Linked DNA regions of Homo sapiens: region 2 is linked to region 1. The links are chromatin loops, found by intact Hi-C in ENCODE. Cell type or tissue: HCT116. All regions are shown on one strand.

Evidence for each region. Peaks named below come from ENCODE experiments on the same cell type or tissue, not always from the same donor. Only the 100,000 strongest peaks of a DNase experiment are listed, where the experiment ranks them.
Region 2: it touches region 1 in a loop (4-fold over the local background); 2 of 110 quality-filtered maps call a loop at or near these places.

Annotation. Positions count from the first base shown.
Region 1 is chr20:47,201,723-47,209,722 of GRCh38, reverse strand. It overlaps ZMYND8 (zinc finger MYND-type containing 8), which reads left to right. Exons shown (of 23, transcript NM_001281775.3): 23 at 1-509. Among named protein-coding and RNA genes, the nearest start is that of MIR3616, 39 kb to the right of the region's middle. RefSeq lists enhancers at 278-901, 902-1,527 and a silencer at 2,344-2,638. In HCT116, CTCF peaks have their summits at 3,658 and 3,862 (motif pointing left); DNase peaks (open chromatin) are centred at 3,912 and 5,152; H3K4me3 peaks cover 1,490 bases; H3K27ac peaks cover 4,531 bases.
Region 2 is chr20:47,312,946-47,320,945 of GRCh38, reverse strand. The region is part of intron 2 of ZMYND8 (zinc finger MYND-type containing 8); the gene reads left to right. LOC100131496 (a long non-coding RNA gene) reads right to left here and starts at 2,444. Exons shown (of 1, transcript NR_024594.1): 1 at 192-2,444. RefSeq lists enhancers at 788-1,706, 1,707-2,623, 2,624-3,541, 3,007-4,206, 3,542-4,459. In HCT116, no CTCF peak of the experiment used is centred here; DNase peaks (open chromatin) are centred at 995, 3,485 and 5,046; H3K4me3 peaks cover 4,670 bases; H3K27ac peaks cover 6,162 bases.

The DNA.
Region 1 (8,000 bases):
TAGAGCCATTTTGTATGTTGTGTAAAACAAAAAGCATTGATGAAAAAGCAAAAGGTGATGTATGTATATGAGAAAATTAATTGTACGATATCATTCCAGTACGTTTTGTTGTACATTTTAGTCTTGTTTACTTTCTCTTCATTGTTAAGAGGATGCGAACTGTACAGTTTCCAGCTAGTTACCCATATTAGAGAAGAAATAAGAGAGTATTAGAAGAAAACAGGAGAGAAAGAACATTTGTGAATTGCAGTTGTCAAAAAAAAAAAATAGCCTAGCTGGCCTTATTTGTGAAGCATAATTGCTTTTAGCATATGGAAGTATTTTTTCACATTTTCTTTGTATAAAATTTGTATTAAACTTAAATATCTTTTTGATGGTGGTGTTTCTTTGTGACTGAGCCAGTAGACTCACACTATATGCTTTTTTGGGTTTGCCCGTTCCTTCCCCCACCCCCCCAGTTTTTTCAGATTTCTTTACCTTTTTTTAATTAAACTGTTTTGGAAAAATGCCGTGGTCGTCCTCGAATTTGCAGTTTTCCATTTGGTCGGGATGGCTGTGTCAGGTTTGCACGACCAAACACAGAAGGGGCCGTGAGAGGTCATGAACACCCCCCACAGCCAGGTGGTGGGCACACTGGAGAGAATGGGCCCTAGTGGGTGCCCCCCACGCCAGTCCTCGTCAAACAGTTGGGAGAGGACGGAGTTGTCTTCTTGAAGCCCGTAGGGAGGCCGAGCTAACAGGCCTCGCGTGGGCAGCAAGGATCCCAGCCCCTCGCAGGTGCCCTGGTCCATGGCTCTGGGCCTGGCTGGAGGTGCACAGGGTATGAGTAGAATGAAGCCGGCTTGAAAGGCTGAGGTTTGGTTTCCTGGGCAGCAGTGTTCCTTCTCTGCAATCCAGTAACTCCCCAGAAAAGATCTCCACAAACCCCTTCCTGTGCCAAGGGCCAAGACATGACATGGCCGGCAGGGGAGGTTGGCCCGCGTGGGCATAAGTTCATTCCTGCCAATCAGCAAACACACATCGCGTCAGGCACTGTCCAGGCACTGAGGATCCCATGGTGCCATCAAGGAGTCGGGTCCCTGCCTTCATCAAACTTGCATCCTAATGGGGACAACAATCGTTCAGTTACTCAAGTATTACAGGGGACCTGTCATTAGCCATGCACAGTTTCAGTTACTGGGGACAGATGGTGAGCAGGGCACAGGAGCCCTGTCAGGGTGGGCCTCTCATTCTTCACAGGAAGACAGACTGTCTACAAGTTATTCTCATTTTTTGTTTTTTTTGAGACGGATTCTCGCCCCGTCACCCAGGCTGCAGTGCAGTGGCGCAATCTCAGCTCACTGCAACCTCCGCCTCCTGGGTTCAAGCAATTCTGGTGCCTCAGCCTCCCAAGTAGCTGGGGATTCAGATGTGCACCACCATGCCTGGCTCATTTTTTGGTATTTTTAGAGACGAGGGTTTCACATATTCCCCAGGCTGGGCTTGAACTCCTGACTTGAAGTGATCTGCCTGTCTCAGACTCCCAAAGTGCTGGGATTACAGGTGTAAGCCATGGCACCTGGACTCTCCTCTTTTTTTGGAGGGAGAGTCTCCATCACCCAGGCTGGAGTGCAGTGGTGTGATAGCTCACTGCAAACTCAGCCTCCCGGGTTGAAGCAATTCTCCTGCCTCAGCCTCCCGAGTAGCTGGGATTACAGGTGCCTACCACCCATGCCCAGCTAATTTTTGTATTTTTAGTAGAGATGGGGTTTTCGCCATGTTGGCCAGGCTGGTCTCGAACTCCTTGTCTCAGGTGATCCACCCACCTTGGCCTCCCAAGTCTTTTTTTTTTTTGAGACAGAGTTTTGCTCTTGTTGCCCAGGCTGGAGTGCAATGGCGCGATCTTGGCTCACTGCAACCTCCGCCTCCCGGGTTCAAGCAATTCTGCTTCAGCCTCCCGAGTAGTTGGGGTTACGGGCATCCACCACCACACCCAGCTAATTTTGTATTTTTAGTAGAGATGAGGTTTCTCCATGTTGGTCAGGCTGGTCTCGAACTCCCAACCCCAGGTGATCCGCCTGCCTCAGCCTCCCAAAGTGCTGGGATTACAGGTGTGAGCCACCGTGCCTAGCCTCCAAGTCATTTTTTTAAGTGAGAAGAATGTTAGCTTCCCGTTCCTGGGCATGTGTGTGCACCTTTCCTCTGTTGTCTCATTTCATCCTGAAGACCAGAGAAAGGAGGGGCCATGGCTACGAGGGGTCATCCATTGTCTTCTTTCAGCTCCTGCCTTTCTAGTCTCAACTGCACTCTCTGCTCCTTTGACCTGATACCCTCTTCTGTGGCTGGTACCTGATTCTTCAGATGTCACTCCTGAAATAGCCACCTGCCCACGGGCCCATCATGCCCTCAATATTTTCTTCATATCTCTGAGCAAAGGGTGTGGGGTTTTATTACTTCTCCTGTGTGTCCCAGTTGAATGTGAGCTGGGTGAGGGAGGTGCTTTCTCTGTTCCCTGCTGTGTCCCCAGGGCTTGGACACAATGAAGGTCATGCCACTCCTAAGTAGCGAGCAGCCAGCAGCTGGGCTCCTAAGTAGCGAGTAGCCAGCAGCGCAGCATTCAAATGCAGAGGCCACCTTGAGGTGTCCCACTGCACCCCCATCCAGCCTCTGCCGCAACCTCCCTTAGAAGCAAAGACATCTAGGGAAGTGGCTTGCTTACTCGAGGATAGAGAAATGGTTGCTTTTAGTTTTACCATTCATCTGACCAGGTAAAACAGCCCACATGACTCAAATCTGAAGATACGAAAGGGCCCATAGTATAAAGCCTCTCCCTCCCTGCTACCTCGGTCCCCTCCAATCCCCCTTCCCACATAGTCCTCAGGGAGAGTCTGCATTTACAAACAAATGCAGAGACATTTTTCTCTGCTCCTTTTCTTCTTTTTTAAGACGGAGTCTCGCTCTGTCGCCCAAGCTGGAGTGCAGTGGCGCAATCTCAGCTCACTACAACATCCACCTCCTGGATTCAAGCAATTTTTCTGCTTCAGCCTACCGAGTAGCTGGGATTAAGGGCACCCGCCACAATGCCCAGCTGAGTTTTGTATTTTTAGTAGAGACAGGGTTTCACCATGTTGACCAGGCTGGTCTTGAACTCCTGACCTCAGGTGATCTGCCCGCCTCGGTGTCCTAAAGTGCTGGGATTACAGGCATGAGCCACTGCTCCCGGCCCCCTTTTTCTACATAAATGATAGCATTTGATACACACTCTTCTGCCCTGTCCCCTTGCCCCGTTTTTTTTTTTTAAACTTAATCTGAAGCCTTGAGTATTGATCCATATCAGTGCAGTTCAAGAGCACCTCCATCCATTTTTAGGGGGTGTGATATCTGCTATGTGGACACGGGATAATGCATGTGGCCAGCCCCCAGCTGGTGGACATTGAGATTGTCCCCAAACTCTGGCCACGGCAAACGGCCCTGCAGTGAGCACCATTATAAAATGACTCCCCAGGCTCCTCTTAGCTGCCCAGTGGGGTGGTTATTCCACTCTTTGTGCAGCTTGGAAAACTGAGACTCAGGGGTTACATGCATTTGGAGGGGTCAGGTTTTTAGTTGCAAATAACAGAATCCACTCCACCTAATTAGAACACTCTCTAATCTGCTTACTTCTCAGGCCACACCAGTGGGTCAGTGAGAGGCCAGGTAGGAGGGGAGGGGCTTGAAGGTTCCAGTCTGGGTTGAGTGTTTTCAGAATGAGGAGAAGAAGAGGGAGATGCAGTGAGGTCTGGTGAACCTGGCAGAAGCTGCCAGTTCCTTGCTGGTTTCCTTTGGCAATGACCGGGGCAGGAACTGGCTCAGACCTTTTCATGCAGTCCAGCAAGCTCGCTATCTGGTGGCCATAGGCAAAACTGCAGCCTGTGGAGAGATCTGGCCCACTGGGGACAGCGAGCACGTGGGCCAAAACCCTTCATTCCGGAGACAGCTGTTCACTGAGCTCTCTGTATGAGTCAAGTCCTCAGTAGTGACACAGTAGTGAACAAAACAGGTTCGGTCTCTGTCCTTATTGATCTGACACTCTCACTGGGAAGCAATTTGATACCTGTATGCATGTAATATAATCCCAGGCGGGCTAGATGCGCTGAAGGTAAATAAAGCTAGGCGGGTAGGGAGATGATGTGATTGGGAGCCCTCTCTGAGGGGCTCACCGTTCAGTAGAACCTGAAGGGGGTTTCTTTCCGAGGGGACTGAGCCCAATTATTTTATTTATTTATTTTTTGAGACAAGGTCTTGCTCTGTCGCCCAGGCTTGAGTGCTATAGGGACGTCTCTGCTCACAGCAACTTCCGCCTCCCAGGCTCACCCCATCCTCCCGCCTCAGCCTCCTGAGCAGCTGGGACTACAGGCACACGCCACCATGCCCAACTAATTTTTAAATTTTTTTGCAGAGACGGGGTTTCACAATGTTGCCCAGGCTGGTCTTGAACTCGTGAGCTCAAGCGACTCACCCGCCTTGGCCTCCTAAAGTGCTGGGATTATAAGTGTGAGCCAGTGTGCCTGTCTATTTTATTATTTTATTTTATTTTGAGACAGAGTCTCACTCTGTTGCCCAGGCTGGAGTGCAGTGGCACGATTTTGGCTCACTGCAACTTCCGCCTCCCGGGTTCAAGCAATTTCTGGCTAATTTTTGTATTTTTTGTAGAGACGGGGTTTCACCATGTTGGCCTGGCTGGTCTCAAACTCCTGACCTCAACGATCCACCTGCCTTGGCCTCCCAAAGTGTTAGTATTACAGGCATGAGTCACCGCGCCCGGCCGACCGTCCATTTTAAACTATACAGTCGAGTGGCGATAATCAGAGTTGAGTTTTCCAAAGGTCAGCATTTAGCTGCCACCTTCATATCAGGGTACATCAGGACCCCATCTATATTCTTATTTATTTTCTTTAGTCTAGAGAAGCAAAGGTCACCTATATTCCTCCAAGTGTCGCTGATGTGGGCCTGCCCCACGTGGGGCTCTGTGCTGAGGCTTTCCATGCTGTAATCCTTCGGGTTTTGTAATAACTCCCTACATGGAGCAGGCCCTCGTAACAGGCCCATTCTCCCAGTGAGGCAGCTGAGGTTCAGAGAGAAAAAAGTGACTTGCTCAAGATCACACAAAAGGTCACTGCAGAGCCGGGACTCAAACCAGTCTGCTTACTTCCCAAGCCAGTTCAGTGAATCATCAGGCAACACTGCCCCAGTCACAACTAGCCCTGTGTGTGTGTGTGACACCGTGGTGAGTTTACAAAATGACTCCCCAGGCTTCTCTTAGCTGCCCTGGGGTGGTTATTCCACTCTGTGCAGCTCGGGAAACGGACACTTGGGGGATACATGAATTGGGAGGGGTCAGGTTTTTAGTTGCAAATAACAGAATGCACTCCAGCTAATTTGAGCAGAAAAGGCATTTGTTAAAGGATATTGAGTGGCTCACAAATCCCTGGGAAGGCCAGAGAGATGGATTAGGAGATTGCACAGCAACCAACAATGTCCAGATTACATTGCAGGACCTTTGTGTTAAGACTTCCCACATTGGCCAGGCATGGTGGCTAACGCATGTAATCCCAGCACTTTGGGAAGCTGAGGCGGGCAGATCACCTGAAGTCAGGAGTTTGAGACCAGCCTGGCCAACATGGCGAAACCCTGTCTCTATTACAAATACAAAAATTAGCAGGGGCATGGTGGTGTACGCCTGTAGTCCCAGCTACTCGGGAGGCTGAGGTAGGAGAATCACTTGAACCCAGGAAGTGGAAGCTGCAGTGAGCTTTGACTGCACCACTGCACTCCATCCTGGGTGACAGAGCAAGACTCCGTCTGAAAAAAAAAAAAAAAAGACTTCCCACATCACTGCCCCATTGGGTTCAAACACTGCGACTTTCTCTAGTGACGCTGGGCACGACCCTTCTGCCTCCTTGCCAGATTGGATTCCATGCATCAGAATCCACTTCCATTGCTTTCACATGTGGATGTATCTGGATTGGTTGAGCCCAGGTCCCATGTGGGTGCATCTGATTGACTGAACCTAAGCACCATTTAGGTGTTGTATTAGTCCATTTTCACACTGCTATAAAGAACTACCTGAGACTGGGTAATTTATAAAGAAAAGAGGTTTAACTGACTCACACTTCTGCAGGGCTGGGGAAGCCTCAGGAAACTTAGAATCATGGCAGAAGGCAAAGGGGAAGCAAAGCATGTCTTACATGGTGGCAGGAGAGGGAGTTCAAAGGGGGAAGTGCCTTACTTTTAAGCATCAGATCTTGTGAGAACTCACTATCACGAGAACGGCAAGGGGGAGATCCACCCTCACAGTTCAATCACCTCCCACCAGGCACCTCCTCTGACACATGGGGCTTACAATTCGAGATGAGATTTGGGTGGGGACACAGAGCCAAACCATATCAGGGGTATTTGATTGCTGAGCCTGGGTGCCACCTGGGTGTATGTGATTGGCTGAGCCTAGGCCACATAGCTAACCTTCTAACTGCAAAGGAGGCTGGGAAAGTGAGATTCAAGCCTCTTCTGGTGCAGACTCATAAGTTGGGAAAGTGTTCAAACAAAAGGTCTTGTGTGGACAAAACGATGACAGTACCCACTGCAGAACTGTCCAAGGTCTCTGTCAGCCTGGTCAGTTGTAGAGAGCAGAATTCACCCAACCAGTTTAAGCACAAGGCATTAGTAAGTGTACTGGTCAGTTCCGTGCCAACCTGGCTAGGCTGGAACCACATTTCCCAGAATCCTGGCTCTCGAGTGGTTCCCAGTTAGAGTTGACCAAAAGAGGAGCTGTGTGAGATTTCCAAGGCTGTAAGGAAGCCACAGCCTCTACTGTTGCAAGGTCGCTGTAGTTAGATGTGGGACAGACAACTGCAGTGGCGCCAGCAGGCTCCAGCTTGCCCTTGCTCTCCTCCACTCTGCGTCCAGGTCATCTTCCTGACTCCTGCATGTCAGCACCTGGCCTGTCACCAGCCGCTGGACTGCAGAGGCCACAGATCCCCATTGAGTCCTCTGAACTTGCCCCACAGCTTCTCAGATCACCTTCTTGGTGACTCCAGATCTCTCCTCAGACCCCTGCTTCCCCAGCTCCTCCCACAATTATGTAAGATCTAATACCCATCATCTGTGCATGACTGCTCCCAAACTCATGGGCTCAATCTCACTGATGCATTAACAGTATTTACAAGCCAGGCACGGTGGCTCCTGCCTATAATCCCAGCACGTTGGGAAGCTGAGGCAGGCGGATCACTTGAGGTCAGAAGTTCAAGACCAACCTGGCCAACATGGTGAAAGCCCATCTCTACTAAAATACAAAAATTAGCTGGGCGTGGTGGCAGGCACCTGTAATCCCAGCTACTTGGGAGGCTGAGGCAGGAGAATCGCTTGAACCCAGGAGACAGAGGTTTCAGTGAACCGAGATCATGCCATGGCACTCCAGCCTGGGCGACAGAGCTAGACTCCGTCTCAAAAAACAAACAAACACAAAACAAAAGAACAAAAACAAACAAAACAACAAAAACAAACAAACCCCCAAAACAGTATTTCCGGACTCACATGGAGGGCTGAAGAAAGCCATGAGGTCTGAGCTTCCAGGAAGCCACCGAAGCCACCGTGCAGGACTGGGCTGCAAAGAAACAGATGCACCGAGGCCACAACCACGCTGGCCCTAGGCTGGTCCACACCGCCACGTGCAGTCACTTTTCTCCCCACTTAATCCGTACCAAATGCAGCTGATGGGTGGAACCTTGAATATATCAGACGCCTGGCTGAATAGAGCCTGAGGAATAAGTTGTTTTTCTTTTTTTTGAGACAAGAGTCTCATTCTGTTACCCAGGCTGGAGTGCAGTGGCGTGATCTCGGCTCACTGCAACCTCCGCCTCCCGGGTTCAAGCGATTCCCGTGCCTCAGCCTCCTGAGTAGCTGGGATTATAGGCGTGTGCCATCATGCTCAGCTGATTTTGGTAATTGCAGTAAAGACAGGTTTTCACCTTATAGGCCAGGCT
Region 2 (8,000 bases), 110 kb before region 1:
CAGACGGGATTCCATCTTTATTCCATTTTATGGCTGCATCATGATGTTTCACATATGGGCATCAATGTTGGTTCCTGTCTGACTTTTCTACAAAGCCCTGTTGCAGTGGCTACCCCGTCTATCCTTCTGTGCACCCATGAGCCCTGTAGACAATAGGACATGTTCTTAGAATCACCCCACTACTATCTGAGTGATGTTAAGCATCTTTATTTATTTATTTTTGAGATGGCATCTTGCTCTGTCACCCCGGCTGGAGTGCAATGGCGTGATCTCGACTCACTGCACTCCAGCCTCCTGGGGTCAAGCGATTCTCCTGCCTCAGCTTCCCCAGTAGGAGTAGCTGGTACCACAGGTGTGTGCCACCACACCCGGCTAATTTTTGTATTTTTAATAGAGACAGGATTTCGCCATGTTGGCCAGGCTGGTCTCGAACTCCTGACCTCAGGTGATCCGCCCGCCTTGGCCTCCCAACGTGTTGGGATTACAGGCGTGAGCCACCATGCACAGCCGCAGCATCTTTACGTGGTGGCTGGCCAGGGTAATTTGGGTGACATGTTGGGTCTGAACTCTTCGCTCCCCAAAGGAATGTGACAAGGTGACTGTGGAGGGCCTGTCCCTTCGTACCTGGCGTTTCAGTAGAGAATTTTGCCTTCTTTAGGTGGCTTTTAGAGATACCATCCAGGGCAGATGGGGACCTTGGTTGGTTAGCAGTGGCGCCTCTTCCTTCATCTGCCCCCTTTCTGAAGCTAATTTCCCTTTGCTTCTCCCAACCCACTTCTGTGCTTCAAATGCTGCCAGCACAGAACTGTCTTTTTGTTTCTGAATTGCCCTCTGACGCCGCGATTCCCCATTGCAGTTTGGAAGCCACTACCACCGGAGATTTCCAGAACCCAAGCCAGGCAGGGGCTGGATAAATAGTGCCAACGGGTGTCAGCCACCAGAACCAGCTCCTCAGCCAGCCACAATGTAAAGGCCAGAGGCAACCGGTTTCTCCACATTCTTTGTGGTGTTCCGGTCGAGTTTGAAGGGCCTCATGTACACATGTTGGAGGGAGCCTTTGGGGCCTGGGCCTGCTGAGGGGGTGGGTGGGTGGTGGGCAGTGCGTTCTCACAGGGAGTCGGATCCTGCCTCAGTAAAATTGGAAAGAACTTGGCATTCTTGATCCAGGAAATTCCTGTTGCGATGTTGTCGTTTTTCCAGAGGGCCTCATCCCAGCTGGGGAGGAGAAAGGGCCGCGGTTGCTATTGCCTCTAGTTGTTGAGGGCTAAACACTGAATTCAATTGTAAATCAGCCTCTTTTCTGTAGATTGAAGCAATTTCTGTCCTGCCAGGCGAGTTTGGAAGTTCGCCTTTTACATATGAATGTGCCCTTTAATCACCACTTCTGCATTATTGAGAGAAGGGTGGAGGAGGCTGTGTCTAGTGGGAAAGGATTATACCTCAAGTATAAAAGATGGGTTTTCTCATTTCTAGGAGAGGGGCATCAGAACTGGAGAATCTGAAACAATTACTAAAAATGTTAAAAACAACTTCAAAATGCAAACCACAGCTGTTTCCCTCCCCCCAGGCTCCCTTCTGATATTGTCACCTCGGCCAGCAGAACAACTGCAGTTCCTCGTATTTATTCACAATCCCACGAAATCAATGGCTCTTCGGTGCACTGCACCGGAGACTTTCAGCTCAGCCGAGCTGCTGTTGAGGGTGATAAATTATAGGCGAAAGCCCGGGGACATGAAGGCAAGTCGCTGGGTTTCAGACTGCCTGATTGCAAAGAGGTGACAGTGTCCTTGCCCCGCCGGGCGACCTAATGCGTACAAGACCGGGGCTGGCCTGGTAAGTGGTGACTCTTAGCCTGTTCTCTTTGCTTCTTCCTCCTCCCCCTGGGAGAGGCCGCTGAGGATCCGGAAGCAGGAATGTCTGCTGTGGGTGAGCCTCTGTTCTCTTTTGAACAAGAGAGGCTAGGCCCTCTGAGCAGCCGCACTTTCTCAATGGCAGGTAAGTGCCTCCTCTTGGCGTTCCCTGCCCCTCGCATGTTCTGCCTCCGAGGTACTTGATGTTCCTGGTGAAATGCCATTTTCCCCAAGTTGAGAGTGACCTTTCATTCCACAGCCTCATTTCCATTCCAGCCCTCCCTATCCCGGCTCTGGATGAGAAGTTCCTGTTGATTTGCAGAGATTCTTTATAAGCACAGTTCAGGCCAGTGCAGTCCTCTGGAGGAGAGGGCTCAGCCCGGCAGCTCTGGCAGGCCCAAGTCAGCCAGGGTGCAGACCGGTCCTCGAGTTTCTGTGGGTCTAAGAGACGGTCAGCGTTGGAGGAAATAATCATTTGCTAATGCGAGCGGTTTTCATTTACAAGTTCCTCCTGGCTTAGGCATTCTCTGCTGCGAGGACAATTTTGCTTCCTCCCCACCCCCAACCTTTGCTCCTGATTTCTTACTTCTATGCTCTGCCAGGAGGAAATTCCGGACTTTTGTCTCTTTATGATGTAATTACTGGTTGGGGAGGGCCCCAAATATTCCTGGGGAAGGGAGGCCTGTTTGGGTACCTGCTCTGTGTCTTTGGGAAACGCTTTGAAGTGATTAACCATGCTCTGCTTTGCTGCTTCTGGGGGAGCAGCAGTGTGTGGTCATGTTTGAAGTAGGCCAAGGGGAGGACTGGTGATTACGAAAAGGGCTGTAGAGCAGGCCTCTGCTTCTGACCCTGCCTTCACAGTTACTGGGGGAAACCTGGCATTTTCAGTCTGATTGAAATGCAGAAATCCTGTCCTGGGCTGATTCTGGTCTCCAGTCTACACAGGCCGGTGTTTTCCATAGCTTTGAACTTGTGGAATTGATTTAACATGCTCCTTCCAGAAAGCAAGCTGTGTTTTTGGAGTGGGGGGCGGTAGTCGGGGAGGAGGTGGAAGAGAAGCAAGAAAAGGAGGAAGAGTGATTGGTTAAAAAAAATACAGTTACCCATTAGTTACCATTGAATAGGTGCTTACTATTTGCCAGGTATTATACTAAGAGCTTTACGTGAATTAACTCATTGACTTCTTCGATAACTTTACAAGGTACCACTTGTAAAGTGGTAAACTCTCTGAGGCACAGAGAGGTTAAGTTGCCTTTTTACGGTCACACTGCAGGGGAGAGCACAGCCAGGTTCTGCATGCATTTTGACGCCAGAAAGCTGATTCCCCACCACTGTGGCATCCTGCCTCTCTGTCGTTTGCAACCTGGCCCATGAGAGCATATGCCTTGACCTATGTGTCCTGGTTTGCCCGGGACCCAGCTAAGCACATGGTTGGTTGCCCTACTCCTGTGGCCTGTCATGCCTGTCTCAGCCTGTGGACCAAGCTTCTCTTTTCGTTCAGGCCCCAGCAGGCTTGCTGTCGACATCATTAAGGAAATTAAACACCCACAAAAACACAAGAAGCTCCCGGCCTTTCAGCTGCGGCCCTTTCCCTTGAGGGAGGAGACAATTCCCTGTAATGGTGTGTCATTTCCTAGCCCCTGGAGAACGGCATGTGCTGTGACTCAGGCACCGGATGTGGGGGCAGGAGTGGGGTGGAGGGCGGGTACCTGATGTGGCCTGCTGGGGAGGCCTAGCCTTGATGGAGGCTGGAAAAGGGGAGGTGAGTTGGCCCTGGAGCCCCCAGCCTATTTCAGGGACTGATGCCACTGTTTGGAAATTGGGAGGTGAATGTGCTTTCTGGGGACTGCCTTTGAGAGAACGGTGTCATCAGTGAATGACACGACTTTCCACCTTTTCCCAGTTCCTGAAACTGTTTGTTGGACCTTCTCTGTCCCTATACTTCCATCTGCAGTTTAGGGGAAAAAAGGCAAAATGAGAGTGTGCTCTTAAATCATAGACCCTAAATTAGGGAGTCCTCTTGCTACAGGGCTGAGGATGAGGCCCTCCTGGTACAAGGCCATGTGGTACAGAGATTAGAAGCTGGCCCTCGGAGTCCCACTGCCTGGGTTGAAATCCCAGTACTGCTCTGGCCCTCGGAGCCTCACTGCCTGGGTTCAAATCCCAGCACTGCTCCTTGGTAGCTTTGTGATCTCAGGCAGGTGACTTAGTGGGGACTACAGGAAATGCATTTTGAACATTGCCTAGAATATCACATATAATAAAAGAAACTCTTAGCTTTCTTTCTTTTTTTTTTTTTTTGAGAGCGAGTCTTGCTCTGTCACCCAGGCTGGAGTGCAGTGGTGCGATCTTGGCTCACCACAACCTCCACCTCCCTGGTTCAAGCAATTTTCCTGCCTCAGCCTCCCAAGTAGCTGGGATTACAGGCGCACACCACCACTCCTGGCTAATTTTTTTGTATTTTTAGTAGAGATGGGGTTTCACCATGTTGGCCAGACTGGTTTTGAACTCCTGACCTCAGGCAATCTGCCTGCCTCGGCCTCCCAAAGTGCTGGGATTATGGGTGTGAGCCACCACACCTGGCCGAAACTCTTAGCTCTTCATACTCTTGGCTCAGGAAAGCTATGAGCCTGTGTTATCTTGAATTAAGATGCCCCTTAAATCAAAAGACATCCAGGAAGTGCTGAGCTCCAGGATGATTTCTGGTGGATCACAGGCTTGGGAAGGATCTCCTCATATGCTTGGTTCCTTTTTTTTTTTTTTTTGAGACAAAGTCTCGTTCTGTTGCCCAGGCTGGAGTACAATGGCATGATCTCGGCTTACTGCAACCTCCGCCTCCTGGGTTCAAGCAATTTTCCTGCCTCAGCCTCCTGAGTAGCTGGGATTATAGGTGCTCACCATCACATTCAGCTAATTTTTGTATTTTTAGTAGAGACGGGGTTTCACCATGTTGGTCAGGCTGGTCTCGAACTCCTGACCTTGTGATCTGCCCACCTTGGCCTCCCAAAGTGCTGGGATTACAGGCGTGAGCCACCGTGCCCGGCCTCATGCCTGGTTCTTAATACCCAGTAGACCTTCCCATATTGTTACAATTTCAGCAAAATGTCACAAGGAGAGGAAAATTCTGCTGCTTTCCGCTCCATGCCAAGCTGTTTTCCTGAGTCACTGCTCTGTCCTCTCCATAAGGCTGCATTCCTCCCTCACCCACGTTAACTCATTCAGAACCACTCATTTTTGGGGGATGGGTGAGAGGCAGAGGGTTGTGAGTGAGCCAGCCGGGCGGGGTCACAGGTCCTACTCCCTCAGAAAAGGCAGCAGAAAAGTCTTTCAGATCCAGGGTGAACCAGTGGTTCAGTCGACAGTGGCTGTTTGTCATTGTTCAAAGTTTATAGATGAAATGCACTGGGCAATACATCCTTGTCAGAATTAAATCATTAAAGAAGAAAAAATTGACTCAGCTTTCTGGAAAGGGTCCTTATGGAGCCTGGGTACCACGGCTACAGTCAGGTGTACACCCACCAGTCCATCATCACCAGAGGCCCAGCCCCCACTGGAGTGGGGGGCATTTAAGTAATAATGCCCCCCTGCTGTCTCATCCCTCCGAAGGATACCGAATCCAGCAGGCATTTCCTAATTCTTCTCCCTACAACCCTTCATTGAAATCTCCTGCTGTTGACTGATGTGTCTGTTGTTTGGAACCTATCAAATTTCGACCCCTTGGATACAGTCACTGAACTCTCATCAACTCCAGGGGGAATTGGTGTTTGTAACAGCAAACAGAATTGGGGTTTTTATGTTTTGCTGAAACTAGAAGGTTTGGAATACTCTCAGGTGTGGGCATGCTTGGGCTAGGACCCACCTCCCCCTACCTCTTGCTGAGCAGAACCTCAGTTTCCCCCTTTGTTTCCTGGTGGGCTTGGGTGATAGTCCCTTGCCAACTCTAAATCGCTTACAAGTATATTACTGTCTAGTGATTTTTTTTCCCACTTTCTCATTAAATTAAGTAATGTTGAAGAGGGACTTTTAACATCCTCTGGGGGCCCTGAAGTTTTTAATCATTGGAGCTGAGGACACCTTTGCAAAGGTGAAGGAAGCTATGACTCCATGTCCCTAGAAATTGCACTCCTGTATACAGTGATGGCCTGTTCAAGGGTCCCTGGAGCACTGTCTGGTCTTTAAACAAGAACTTCTAGTCTAGTCCCTTTCTCCCGGCTCTTCCCATTTTGCAGGTGAGGCCCTGAGGCCCTGAGAGGTGGAGACTTGCCTGGGGTTGTTTCCTGTTTAGCCTCATTCTCCAGCCTGACTCCCTTGCTTAGCTTCTATCCTGAGTCCTGAACCAACCCCTCAAATAATGTCTGGAAGTAGAGGCCATTGGCTCTGGCTCGCCAGTGTGGAACAGGATTGTGTAGAGTTGAGAACTCAGACCCCATCTCCTAAACACATACACATACCCTAGCGTTCCTCAAACTAGTGTACCTCCCAGTCTTCGGGAGGACTTATTAAAACAGATTGCTGGGCCCTACCCCAGAGTTTCTGATTCTGTAGATCTGGGGTGGGGCCTGATAATTTGCATTCTTTTTGTTTTGTTTTGTTTTTAAAGATGGAGTCTCTCTCTTTCGCCCAGGCTGGAGTGCAGTGGTGCAATCTTGGCTCACTGCAACCTCTGCCTCCTGGCGCCAAGTGATTCTCCCGCTTCAGCCTCCCTAGTAGTTGGGACTACTGGAGCGTACCACCACACCTGGCTGATTTTTGTATTTTTAGTAGAGACAGGATTTTACCATCTTGGCCAGTCTGGTCTCGAACTCCTGACCTCAAGCGATCTGCTAACCTCAGCCTCCCAAGGTGCTGGGATTACAGGCGTGAGCCACCGCACCTGGCCAATTTTCTTTATTTTCGTAACGTCATCCAGTCACATGATAAATAAGTACACAAGGGTATAGAGTGGAAAATAATCCTTCCCTGGACTCCCCTTCCCTGGACTCCCTGCAGGCACCCCTCCCAAGGCAACCAGTAGTCCCCAAGTCGAGCTTTGTTGTACTTTTGTGTTCATCCAGGAATATTCTAGGTTTATGCAAACATTGATGTGTATATTAAATCTTTTTTTGGGAGGAATATTGGTCCATTAATGGTGCTAGATACACTTTATTTATTATTAATTTTTTTGAGACGGAGTCTTGCTCTGTTGCCCAGGCTGGAGTGCAGTCGTGCGATCTCAGCTCACTGCAACCCCTGCCTCCTGGGCTCAATCGATTCTCCTGCCTCAGCCTCCCAAGTAGCTGGGACTATAGGCACGTGCCACCACACCCAGCTAGTTTTTTGTATTTTTAGTAGAGATGAGGTTTCACCATGTTGGCCAGTCTGGTCTCGAACTCCTGACCTCAGATGATTCGCTTGCCTCGGCCTCCCAAAGTGCTGAGATTACAGGTGTGAGCCACCGTCCCCAGCCTAATTATTATTATTATTATTTTTTTGAGATGGAGTCTCACCCCTCTGTTGCCCAGGTTGGAGTGCAGTGGTGCGATCTTGGCTCACTGCAAGCTCCGCCTCCCAGGTTCACGCCATTCTCCTGCCTCAGCCTCCCGAGTAGCTGGGACTACAGGCGCCCGCCACCACGCCCGGCTAATTTTTTGTATTTTTGGTAGAGACGGGGTTTCACCATGTTAGCCAGGATGGTCTCGATCTCCTGACTTTGTAATCCGCCCGCCTTGGCCTCCCAAAGTGCTGGGATTACAGGCGTGAGCCACTGCGCCCGGCCTCCAGCCTAATTTTTATATTTTTTGTAGATGCGGGGTTTCACCATGTTGCCCAGGTGTTTTTAGATCTTTTTAAAGAACTTAAAAATTTTTATAATTAAATTTTTTTTTTTTTTTTTCAGAGACAGTGTCTCTCCTTTTCACCCAGGCTCCGACGTGATCATAGTTCACAATACCCTCAAACTCCTGGGCTCAAGCAATCCTTCCCCCTCGGCCTCTCAAAGTGCTGGGATTACAGGTGTGAACACTGTGTCCGGCCATGTGACTGTAATGTATTCTTAGAGCAGTCCTCTGTTTGCAGACGTTTGTTTCAAGTGCTTTGGGTACAGCCCACAGTGCTGCAGTGCAGTCATCTTGCCTTTGCTCCTTTTCCACTATGTTTGTAGAATGTGTTTCT